Linked DNA regions of Homo sapiens: all the other regions are linked to region 3. A link is a contact called in ENCODE Hi-C data. All regions are on one chromosome and are shown on one strand. Each heading gives the region's core, a stretch centred on a gene start or an enhancer-like site at or near the end of the contact. The rest is flanking DNA. Distances are from core to core; before and after follow the strand shown. Region 1 overlaps CTXND1 (cortexin domain containing 1). Region 2 holds the start of ST20 (suppressor of tumorigenicity 20). Region 3 holds the start of CEMIP (cell migration inducing hyaluronidase 1).

What was found. Hi-C counts contacts between places; a loop is a spot of excess contacts on that map. Pooled maps may share reads with other maps.
Region 1: a map of IMR-90 shows a loop between it and region 3 (36-fold over the local background). The contact joins the enhancer-like site here to the promoter of CEMIP in region 3. A Hi-C loop is called at or near these places in 3 of 168 maps with a recorded cell type or tissue (HCT116, IMR-90 and chondrocyte) and 9 of 50 pooled maps.
Region 2: a loop to region 3 is called in a map of chondrocyte, with 3 times the contacts of the local background. The contact joins the promoter of ST20 here to the promoter of CEMIP in region 3. A Hi-C loop is called at or near these places in 1 of 168 maps with a recorded cell type or tissue (chondrocyte).

The regions. Positions count from the first base shown.
Region 1 is chr15:80,240,528-80,244,374 of GRCh38, reverse strand. All of the region lies in intron 1 of CTXND1 (cortexin domain containing 1), which reads left to right. Among named protein-coding and RNA genes, the nearest start is that of CTXND1, 9.8 kb to the left of the region's middle. RefSeq lists an enhancer at 1,816-2,359. Within about 2 kb of position 1,307, at least 3 of the 41 ENCODE cell types and tissues checked have a DNase peak (open chromatin) inside an H3K27ac peak, as active enhancers do.
Region 2 is chr15:79,921,693-79,925,001 of GRCh38, reverse strand. It overlaps ST20 (suppressor of tumorigenicity 20), which reads left to right and starts at 1,250. Exons shown (of 3, transcript NR_037653.2): 1 at 1,250-1,550. It overlaps ST20-MTHFS (ST20-MTHFS readthrough), which reads left to right and starts at 1,910. Exons shown (of 4, transcript NM_001199760.2): 1 at 1,910-1,963. ST20-AS1 (ST20 antisense RNA 1) reads right to left here and starts at 2,231. Exons shown (of 1, transcript NR_028330.1): 1 at 148-2,231. RefSeq lists enhancers at 11-671, 873-922, 1,353-1,532 and silencers at 1,063-1,212, 1,833-1,882, 1,893-1,962, 1,983-2,092.
Region 3 is chr15:80,777,428-80,780,910 of GRCh38, reverse strand. CEMIP (cell migration inducing hyaluronidase 1) reads right to left here and starts at 1,541. Exons shown (of 30, transcript NM_001293298.2): 1 at 1,297-1,541. RefSeq lists an enhancer at 514-1,019 and a silencer at 1,640-1,919.

The sequences.
Region 1 (3,847 bases), core at 58-2,557, 540 kb after region 3:
CAAGAATAATGTAAGGATCATTATAGCTTCAGCTGACTTTGATACATCCTTTGACAGCATATCCCTCACTGTCCTGAACATGGGCTTTGCACATAAATTTTCAGACCTCATCTGTTCATTTAAATCTCACTTGCTAGGCTCAGAGGAAAGAAGGCATTAGCAGAGTATAAGTAGGATTACTTACGTTCAGCAGAAAACAAGCAGACAGTTTCAAGGACTCTAAAGAGAGAAAGGTAATAACAATGGCTTGGTTGATCTTCCCATTTCCCACCTCCTTGGTGAGCAGGATGGGAAAAGTCAATCTTCCCTCCATGGATGCAGAGATGCAGGAGATGGAGGAGATGGGCAGGATGGCTGAGCCCTGGGCTCCACAGTGGACTTCAGCAGAGCCTGACTGCTTGTTGCCTTCCAGATGGCCCAGAGCATCATACTCCTCCAACATCCCCTGGTCTCCTCCCAGGAGCTGTTAACACAGCTCTTTCCACTTATTCAAAATGCTCTTCCATGTTGACTACACCATCTAAGCTGGTAGCCCCAAAAGAAGGGGTGTCATTGCTCCATTATCATGAGAAGGGTACAGAGACTCAACGACTGAAGGGACTCATCTCACTGTGACTGGTGGACTAAGTCCAATGTGAGACAGCCACATCTGCACACTCTGTCTGCCTCATCTCTCTGGCTCTCAGCTGGGAGGCATCATTTACCCTTGGGGTACAAGGAGAAAGATGGCTTTGCATCTGAATTTTGCAGGAAGAAAGGAGGGAAAATGACGATGGTAAATAATCTGGATTCTCTTAGTGTGTTGCTACCTGCCTAGCCCTAGAAAATAACTCTGACCTCTTGTCCAAGGCATCTGCTATAGCTACTGGGACACCACCCTGTGAAGACTCTACCATTGCAAGGTTCTACCTGCCCCCACCTCTCACCACTCACCCCGTGAGTGGCCGTCATGCCTTCCCTTTTAGGGCTCTTGGGGCCTGACCCAGAGAATATGCTAAGGTGACAACTGGCAAAGGGAGTTCCCTGTGCAGGAAAGTATCTTAATGCCCATTAGAGTAGCCACTGCCTAATGTACAGCTTACACCATACCCCAGGCTTGGTAGGTATAACTTGGGAATGTAACTTTGTGTTCACCAGCCTGGGATGGCTTAACACAGCCCTCAACAACTAGGCCCTGTAGGAGACCCTGAGACTCCCAAAGCTGGGCCTGGCTGGCAGCACTGACTGGCATCTGTTCTGGGTGGCAGGTCAAGGGAACCGGGCAGATGCACTTGGCACGGCTTCCTTCCTGAATGAAGAGGAGGTAGTTCAAAGGAATCAGAGGGTTGGCAGACCGAAGCTGCAGCTCATGTGGTCACAGATCAAGTCTTTCACAAATCCAAGCCTCCTGACCTGCCTGTGCAACAAAGTTTGGAAATTCTAACTCACAGCCTACTTCTTTAAAGCCACACATGCATGAGATGGTAAAATCAGATGCCTCCAGGGGCTGGGCAGATGACATCAATGACCAAAGCTGGCTGGGTCTGAGCCATAGGGAGTGGTGGAGGCTGTGAAAAACCAACTCCATGAGCAGTGTAAAGGGGACTCTGGCAGCTCAGCTCCACCTGCACATTGTAGGGCAGAAAGGCAGCCCCAGTGTAGCCAATCTTCCAAAAGCAGAAATCCTGAATTTTATGTGAAATTCTCCAAGGGCCAACTTTTTCAAGGTAAAACAAAATTAAACATAAAGCCAGTCTGCAGCCCAAACATAGCATAGCTTTGCCCCGATCTACCAGAGGGCCCCGTGTTGTGACCTGGGATTTACAGGCTCCTCCCTCGGCATTGACTAGTGAGGCATTGTTCATGCAAATTTGCAAACTCCAGGGGAGGTGGAACTTGTTTCAAACACAGTCCCCTGTGATACCCCAATCTAGAAAACAGATAATTCAGAGCCATTCTGGTTGAGGAGGCGCCAGACGGGGCCATATCTCTGCCTCCCCTTCCTGCCCAGCATGCCTGAAAGGCTTCCACGTTGTTTAACTTCTTGCCCGGGCTCACAGGAGCCCCCTTGCGGGCCAGGAGAGTTTCTGCAGATTTCAAAGACATCTAACTTGCCATCAAGTCCTGAAAGCACAGAGTGGACACCTGGGGTGCAGGAACTCGTTTTAGGGCCTCTCCTCTCCTTCCTGCCTTTCAACATAGGGGACGGTCACTCAGAGTGACCACGATGCAGGTCAAAGTGCAGCCTCTCTGTCTCTCTTAGGGTGTCTCTCTCAACCTACATAACATAGAATAAAGAGACTCAGTTTCTCTTCTATAAAACAGGAATGTCCTGTCCAGACCAGGTAGCCTCTCTGAGCCTCGGTCTCCTCATCTATAAAACAGGAATGCTCACTGCTCTGCCCACCTCACAAGGATGTTATTGGAGTGAAAAAGTGGGATACGGACATGAAAGTGTTTTGGAAGGTGAAGTCAGGCAGGGGAAAGGGCTTATCATTTTGCATATGTGGGTTTTTCTATGGGTGGGATGGGAAGAATTGGACTTTGGTATTTCTGCTTCTCTTTCTTCAATCTGCACTAGGCAGGTTTCCAGGAAATTGTGCTGTGGGTGGAAGGGAGGGTAGGCCAACGAGCAGCTGTTTCCCCCAAGGGCCAGTGCGCCTGACTTCCGTGGGCACCTGGGGTCTCTACAGTCATGAGGCCCCGTTCCATCATCTCAGCTCTGTGGGGGAGGGTGGAACGCAGAGCTGAGCTTGCTGTCCTCACTGTGCATGGTTACTGAGCACCCACCCTGCCCTGCAGAGCAAAGCAAAGGAGAATGGGGGCCCCTGCCCTCATGGCAGCTGAAGCCCTTACATGTCTGAGCATGTTTCTGATGCCAAGAGGCATCAGAAACCCAAAAGGGGGTCCTCAGTTCAGATCATAGCAGGTGATACTTGAAGGTCGTCCTGAAAGATTTCCTAGGGGCCGTGGGCTCTCGACATAGAAAGGTCTGTTGAACAAAGTCATGAAAAGGGGAAAAGTTCCTATTTCATTTGAGAAGCCCAGCGTTTGGAGAATAATATATGAGAAAAGAAGGAACAGGAGGCAGGAAAGGAAGAGAATCCTTCTCAGACAATGGTGCTGCAGGGCCCCTTTTTCCCTGAGCTCCTGAATCCTGACCCTGGAGAGTGGTCTAGGGAGTCACACATGGGGCTTTTCTGTTTTCTGCCCACAGATGCACACACAGCTCCCACCTCCATCGCTTAGCTCTTGTTGGCCGGTAGTTGCCCCCATCTCTTTGTTTATAACACAGGGATAACAGACTTCATTCACAAGGGAAGGTGAGGGTGCAATGAGCATCAACAAAATGTGTATCACATGCCAGTTTAAGGATTCCGTGAGCAGCAGCATTTCCACACTTTCTCTGCAGTAGAGCTTGTCTCTGTAGAACTTGTCTCCCGAGTGGGTCCCCCTCACAGCCTGGCACAGAGCAGGATGAAAAGGCAAAGGAAGCCAGCTTTGTCCTGGGGATTCTCTAGGTACCAGGATATCCGGATGCTTTGACTGAGATTCATATGGCTGCCTGGTTATAAGGAAATAACATCCCTCATTAACAGCTACTTAAGTCTTTATTCACTGGATTTATCTTCCCTTGAATGTGACATTTGCCACTGATTTTTATGTCTTGTACAAAGTGTCTCCAATAAGCAGATGCATTTTCAAGAGCTCTTATCAATGAATCAATTAAACAAATTAGCTTCCAAAATCCTGTTCCTTTTAACAGATGTCTGGAAAGTTCTTAGGACTTCCAGAAGAGTCTTCGGGAGAGGCTTTCCGCTCTACACAGTGATTAGGAACTGATTCCATTGCTAACAGCTTTTTATTT
Region 2 (3,309 bases), core at 1-2,500, 860 kb after region 3:
AGCCAAAGCAGCGCACAATTGACATCTGAAGCCCAATGAATGTGATCAAAACAAAGCACTTAAATTTTGTTTGGATTTGCTGCCACTAGTACACATCGTAAAGGCAGATTTTCACACTCATACAATTTTCTGCATTCTTCAGTATCTGTCAGCGTGTTCAAATACTTTTAATACACAACTTTTAATACACAAGACACACTTTGGAAAACTTTTTCCGAAGAAAATGATCCAAAGAGCAGAATGTGAGTCAATAAACGGAGAAAGGCAAGCAGCGGTTTTCCATCTTCTGCGCCAGTGTGCTGTAAACTTTTAAGTCCGGAAAACTATGTTTTAACCGATGAGATAATGCCTTTCAAAGTGATTAGCACGACCGGGCGCGCGGTGGCTGACGCCAGTAATCCCAGCACTTTTGAGTGGCTGAGGTGAGCGGATCACCCTGAGGTCAGGGTCGAGACCAGCCTGGCCAAAATGGCGAAACCCCGTCTCTACTAAAATACAAAAATCAGCGAGGCGTGGTGGCGCCCGCCTGTAATCCCAGTTACTCGGGAGGCTGAGGCAGGAGAATCGCTTTAAACCGGGAGGCGGAGGTTGCAGAGCCAAGATCGGGCCATTGCACTCCAGCCTCGGTGACAAAATATAATAATAATAAAATTAAAAAGGGCTTAGCATAGTATCTGGCCAGTAAGAAGAAATTATGATTATTATTTTGACCTTAGACCTCTCTTAACTGTCTGAAATTCGGGTTTCTTAAAGGACACAGGCGGTCTCTGAGGCTCCCGCCAGCGGAAACAATCTCCCATTAAAATAGGCATCGGTTAAATATTTGCTGAACAAAGTAAACTACGTCTCCCCGAATCCCATTGAGCGCCTACTCGAGATCCGGACCGGAGCCGGGCAGGACGGGCCCGTCGGTCCCACACGCCGTATAAGTGGGTGGAGAATACCCCACACGCCCAGACCAATAGGCGGGGTGAACGAGGACCGTGTTCACCAACTCAGCCCGGCTCGCGGAATGCCTTCTGTTCGCCTCCGGGCTTGCAGTGGCTTTCCGTCGCAGGTCAGGCCGCGTTCCACTTCCGCCGGCAGTCCAGACACGCCCCTCCGGGTCCAATCCCCGCCCCTCACACACCTGGCCCCGCCCCGTCGGGAGCTCGGCGGTCCTCTCTGCGCTAGGTCTTCTTAGCGCCCGACGGGGCCACGCCCATCCCCGACGCTCTGAGGTCACCTACAGGGCCGACCCTCGGTGGGCGGAGGGACGGAGGGAAGATGGCTGCAGAGACCGGATATTGGCGCTGCCTCCCCGAATCCCGGACCTGCGCTGAGGAGGCGGTTCATCTGTGGCCAGCGGTGCTTCGGGACCCGCGCTGGGGGAACCCTGGCGACGGGGCCTGGCCCTGCTATATGCGGGGGCCTCGGCTGGAGTGAGCGGCGTGGACGCCTCTTTCCTCCGGCTCTTCCCTTGTTGCTGCGAGAGCGAGAGGGCCGCGGGCGGCGGAGGCAGCGGGGCCGGGATGGAGGACGTTAACTCTAACGTGAACGCGGACCAGGAGGTGCGGAAGCTGCAGGTGCCGGTGAAGAAGCTGGGGAAGCAGCACGAACAGCCGAGGAGCCGCTCGCGCTGTGCTGGGCCCCGGCTCCATCGCGGTTCGCCGGCTCCTCCACTCCCTCCTACGGCGCGGGGTCCCCTCGGGGCTTCCCCTTGGGTCTCAGCGCAAAGTCGGGCGGCGGGGCCGGATGGACCCGAGGCGGACGAATAACGAGGAGCTGCGAGACGCCACCTTCTTGCTGGCGGCGGGGGAGGGCGGCTTGCTAGACGACCTGGAGCGTCTGTCAGGCTAGGAGGAGGGGGAGGAGAGCTGGTGAGCGCCGGGCGCCGGGCGGGGCTGGGCGGGGACGCCCCGGTGGCGGAGGACGTCCCGGAGGATCCCTCTGGTCGGGCGCCTGGCTTTGTGTAGCCAGCCAGGTCCGCTCTCGGCGGGTACTCGTGGTCTTGCTCTGGCAGAGGGGAGGTCAGTTGGAGTTGGGGGTTCGAGGCTTGCAAGTACAGGGCTTGTAGCTCCTTCTCTGGATTGTGGACCCTCTGGGTGCTGGGCCCTATTGGGGTTGGTGGGTTGGTTGGATCCAGAAGGGCTGTTCGCCGTGGGGAGGAGTCGGAGGTGGGAAACTGCTTTGTAGGCAGGGATTCTGCTTTGTATAGGAGACCAGCTTTCGGATGCTGGTCTGGGCATTTTGGATGTTGGGGAGGGGTTTGGCTTGATGAGGTATCACCAAGTTCGGGGGGTGCAGACCAAAGTCGCCGACGTCTATGCAGCGGTTGGTGTTTGGGATCAATTTCTAGCGTGGATGGGGAGACCATGTGGATCAGCACTCCCCTTTAGGTAGTGGGGTAAAGCTTGCTCTGTGTGAAGAGGTCAGAGGATGGTGGTGTTTTGTGTGAAGAATCAAGGGTGAAACAAGAGCCCTGGCTCTGATATTTTAAAACAAGAATTGAGTCTGGCATTTTGCAGAGCTCTGAATTGACATTTATCACATCTATCCTTCATTTCCATGTCCTCCTATGGGCAGAAAAGAGTCCTATTTTAATACCTAAACCAAAGCTGTATTGTCATAAGCCACTTCTTGATGAAATTGTGACACACACCTTAATATCACTTTCATAAATAGGAAATGGGAGGCTTTTCTCCTCATTTTATTATAAAGATGTCTGTGGGAAATTCTCTTAATTCATCCTCTTTAAAATTTTACCTTTTAGCTAAAATGTCTCTGTTGAAATTCAAATTTCTAACTTAGTGAAATCGAAATCATTCATAGACTGTAGTATTGCAGGGCTCGAACTGTGCAGTGTTCTGAGGTAGTTAAGAGCTTTGCTGGATTCAGGCCCTGGGTTTGCCCAGGCCTGTATGACCTTGAGCAAGTTATTCTGAGCTTCACTTTCTTCCTCTATGATGGAGAAAATAATGATAGCACTTACCTCTATAGAGTTATGAAAATTTAGTAAGATAATCCATGTATGCATTTAGCACTGTTGAGATCTTGGCTTACTGCAAGCTCCGCCTCCTGGGTTCACACCGTTCTCCTGCCTCAGCCTCCCGAGTAGTTGGGACTACAGGCACTGGCCACCACTCCCTGCTAATTTTTTGTTTTCGTATTTTTAGAAGAGACGGGTTTCACCGTGTTAGCCAGGATGGCCTCGATCTGACCTCGTGATCCTCCCGCCTCGGCCTTCCAAAGAGCTGGGATTACAGGCATGAGCCACCATGCCCAGCCTATTACTCTTAAGCCTAGTTATTTAAATCAAACATTTAGTGA
Region 3 (3,483 bases), core at 292-2,791:
GCGGACTCTCAGTCCCTTTCCTCTTTCCCAGCGCCCCAACGCCTTGGGTCTGGGAAGAAAGCGCACGACTTCCCCGGAGACCCAGGGCCACAGACCCCGAGTGGAGGAAGTGGCTGGGAGCTGTCCATGGTGGCGTCGCGCCTGGGCACGCAGAGCCGCCGGCTCCCCGCCCTCGGGCGCGCCCTGGATCACTTTCCAGACCGCAGGGATGGAGAGACGCGCTCCCCGGCTCACCGTCCCTGGTATGGGGCTGCAGCCAGGCACTGGCTCACACATCAGAAGATTAGTTTTTAAAGGGAGCTCTCACCTGTGGGTAGCGTTGGCTGCTTGGAGAAGGACTCAGGACCTCAAACCCGGCAGCTGGCGGAACTCCTGGGACTGCCGTAGCGTCCGACCCTTGGGGAACAGCGGCTGTCGCAGAGAGTGTCTGCGGCTGAGGACCCAGGGCGCACAGCGCTCCTCTCTCATGAGCACACGCATCCCTTGGGGTCCATTCCAGAATGTCACTGGCCTTCGTTCCCAGAGCGGCGAGCTGGAGACCTGGCCAGCGTTCTGCCAGGACTCTCTGCCTTTCCTCACAACCTAACGCGACCTTTCTTGGAGCCGACGTCCTTTGCCAGGGACCACCAGACCTTCTTCCAGCGATGCCACGTTTGGAGTCTCAGTCTAAACATCAGCAGAGCCCCCCGGGTTCATCTAACATTGCAATTGCCTCAGCTCGGCCCCGCGCCAGCGCGTCGCTGGGTGCCTAGCGCTGTCCCGGAGGCACTGGGAGGCGAGGGAAACTGGGAGGAAGAGCGTGCTGAGGCAGGAGCAGCAGGGCGCAGACCTGTTGCTAGGCGCACGCCCGCTAGAGCTCGGCGTGAGCTGGCTCCCAGTCGGCAGGACACCGAGACCTGACCCTTGTGGTACTCCCTCCTCGGCGAGACACTCTCCCGGGCGCAAGCCCCCGGTGCCATTCAGAAGGGGGAAAATCTACGGAAAGCAGGAGTCTGCCCCCTCTGGATGCCCTCTGGGGACTCCAGCGCCCCCCGGCACCTGCAGCTTGTAAAGCATCACAAGATCTCAGAGAAATCCCACAGAGGACAGTGCCAAGAGCGTGTGCCCATCAACAGACGCATGGACAAACAGACAGATAGAGGTAGACTGCACAGCACAGGGTGGACAGACAAACAGAAACTGAGGCGGGTAACGTTTACCCTGTGCCGGGTGGAGGCGCGGGCCCCCACTTCTTACCTCTCTTCCGTGGCATGGGCCGTCAGCTCATCCCTGACGCCCCCAGCCAGGCCCTCTTACCTCTGGGTCTGTAGCCGAGACAGTGTCACGCCTCGCGGGCCAGGAGCGCAGCGGCCCCGGACGTCTGGTCGCTGACCGCCAGGCGCCGCGAGCTCCCGGGGCGTGGGCAAGCGGAGTGGTAGCTAGTCTGGGAAATCTGGGTTCAGACCCTGGCCGCGCTCAGCCCCGCTGGCTCCCCGCGCCGCTTGCGCTCGCCAGGCTCTGTCCGATAGCACCGCGCTGGGCTCTGCTTGAGCGCTAGCTCCCCGGCCCTCAGCCGAGAGGCCGCTTTTATAGCCACTTTTACTGACTCCTCCCCCGAGGAGCCCCTGACGCCCGCGCGGCACCGAAGCTCCCTCCCTCGCCCCCCGATGAAACTTCCCTCCACGCGCCCCCGCCTTGCCCAAGTGGGGCGGGGGCCCTGTGCCCGGGCCGGACCGGGGCGGGCTCTGGCGGCGGCTCTGGGAGACGCAGACCTGAGCCCGCGGAGCCCGGGTGCGCAGAGTCCCGCCCGCAGCAGCCAGGTGAGGGCGCTGGAGGCCAGGACTCGGTGGAGCGGCCGCGGCGGACCGCGGAGAGCAAGTCCCCGGGCCTCCAAGGAGCCAGGGTCGCCCGTGCCCCGCTCGCGCCCCGGGGCGCCCTCCGAGGCAAAGAGGCAGTGGAGGACAGGAGAAAAGGTCTGCGCCTGCCACAGAATCGCCGCGAGTCGGGGTCCCAGGCTAAGTCTCAGGATCTCTTTTTAACTCAGCAGCAAAAGAGTAGCCCGAGAAAGAGATTTTGGTATTGGCCTAGCAGTTAATCCGAGAGGAAGATGCTTGGGTGTTCACTGAAAGGCACCTTGGTTTGAAACTGGATTCAGACATGCCAGTTACAACTGTGTACAGGATCTTAACCCCTCCCAGTCTCAGTTTCCTCATCAGGAAAATGGGTTCTGTGATGCTTCCTCACTAGAATGGTGAGGCTTAAATGAGATCAGGAAAGTCCAAGTTCTAAGCACATAATAGGTGCTTGGTAAGTTAGAAACATTCCCTGTGGGTAGGAGGGCTCTGTGCCTCTTTAACTGGACAGGCCAAAGTTCTGAAGGGTCAAAGCAAGAAGGTGCGGCTGGTCTAGACATTCCCTCGCGGGAGGAAACAGTACCAGTAGGAAAAGTTCATCACAACACATCCCTAGGGCATATGGAGTCTCCTCTCAACTCTGCCGCTAACCTACTGTGTGACCAGGGCCAGCTACTTCCCCTGTCTGAGCCTCAGGGTGGTTTTTTTGCAGGGAGGTGAGGAGTGTTTGTTTTTCTTGTTTTGTTTTAATCTGTAAAATGAGGGCGTTGATACCTGCTCTCTGCCTCTTCCACCTTTCAGAGTGTGACTCAGCCCCCTTTCCTGGTTAGCAGAGGCCTCCTAGAATATACATTTCTTTCTTCCTTCCTGCCAGTGTTCTCTGAGAACCAGCTCCTCAGGCAAGGTCTCCATTCTGTGTAGTACACACTAGCTCCGGGACTCTAGGTCTGGACTTTAAGGCCAGGCTGTGGTCGGCAGAAGCTGTGGAAGTCTGTGATCACATCTGGGCTGAAGCAGAAGCCTTTGTCACCTGGTTAAACTGGGAAGTCCTGCAATCCACCTCTAGGCCTCTTCCAGAAAGCGGAACTTGATCCTTACTGGGGGTGGTGGTCAGGATTCTCAGCCCTTCTTTGATTTATTGGGAAGTAATGAACTGGATCCAATGGCAAGCCCTCCTCCCCAACCTTTTCTTTCCAGCCGAATAAAATGGAGCCCCCCCGACCCAGGGCCCCTCTCCCCAGTCCTCACCATGATTCCTGTTTATGTTTTTCTTCCTTAAGGAGCTCCCAGAAACCAGACCCACAAAGAGTTGTGTGTTAGGGGTTTGGGGGTGCTGGGCATTTGGCCCAAATGGAGAAAGGTCGACCTTGAATCAGCCTGGCTTGGCACGACATGCAGGATTTTCCATCAACAGACAGTAGATTTGAGGCCTGAGTGGAGCCAGGTAGCTCTCTGGTGAGGGGCTGGCTCCACAGCCATCTGGGAGATGAAGTGGTAAAGGCAGGGTCCTGTCTAGGGATGGGCCCTGAGAAGTGCTTGGCTATGTTTTCTCAAAGCACTGAAATGCCCAGCACATTCCTCTGGTATCCAGTTTTCTTTATCACAGACCAATGCCCAGGGGAAAAGAGCAGTGCTGATGAATTACAAACAG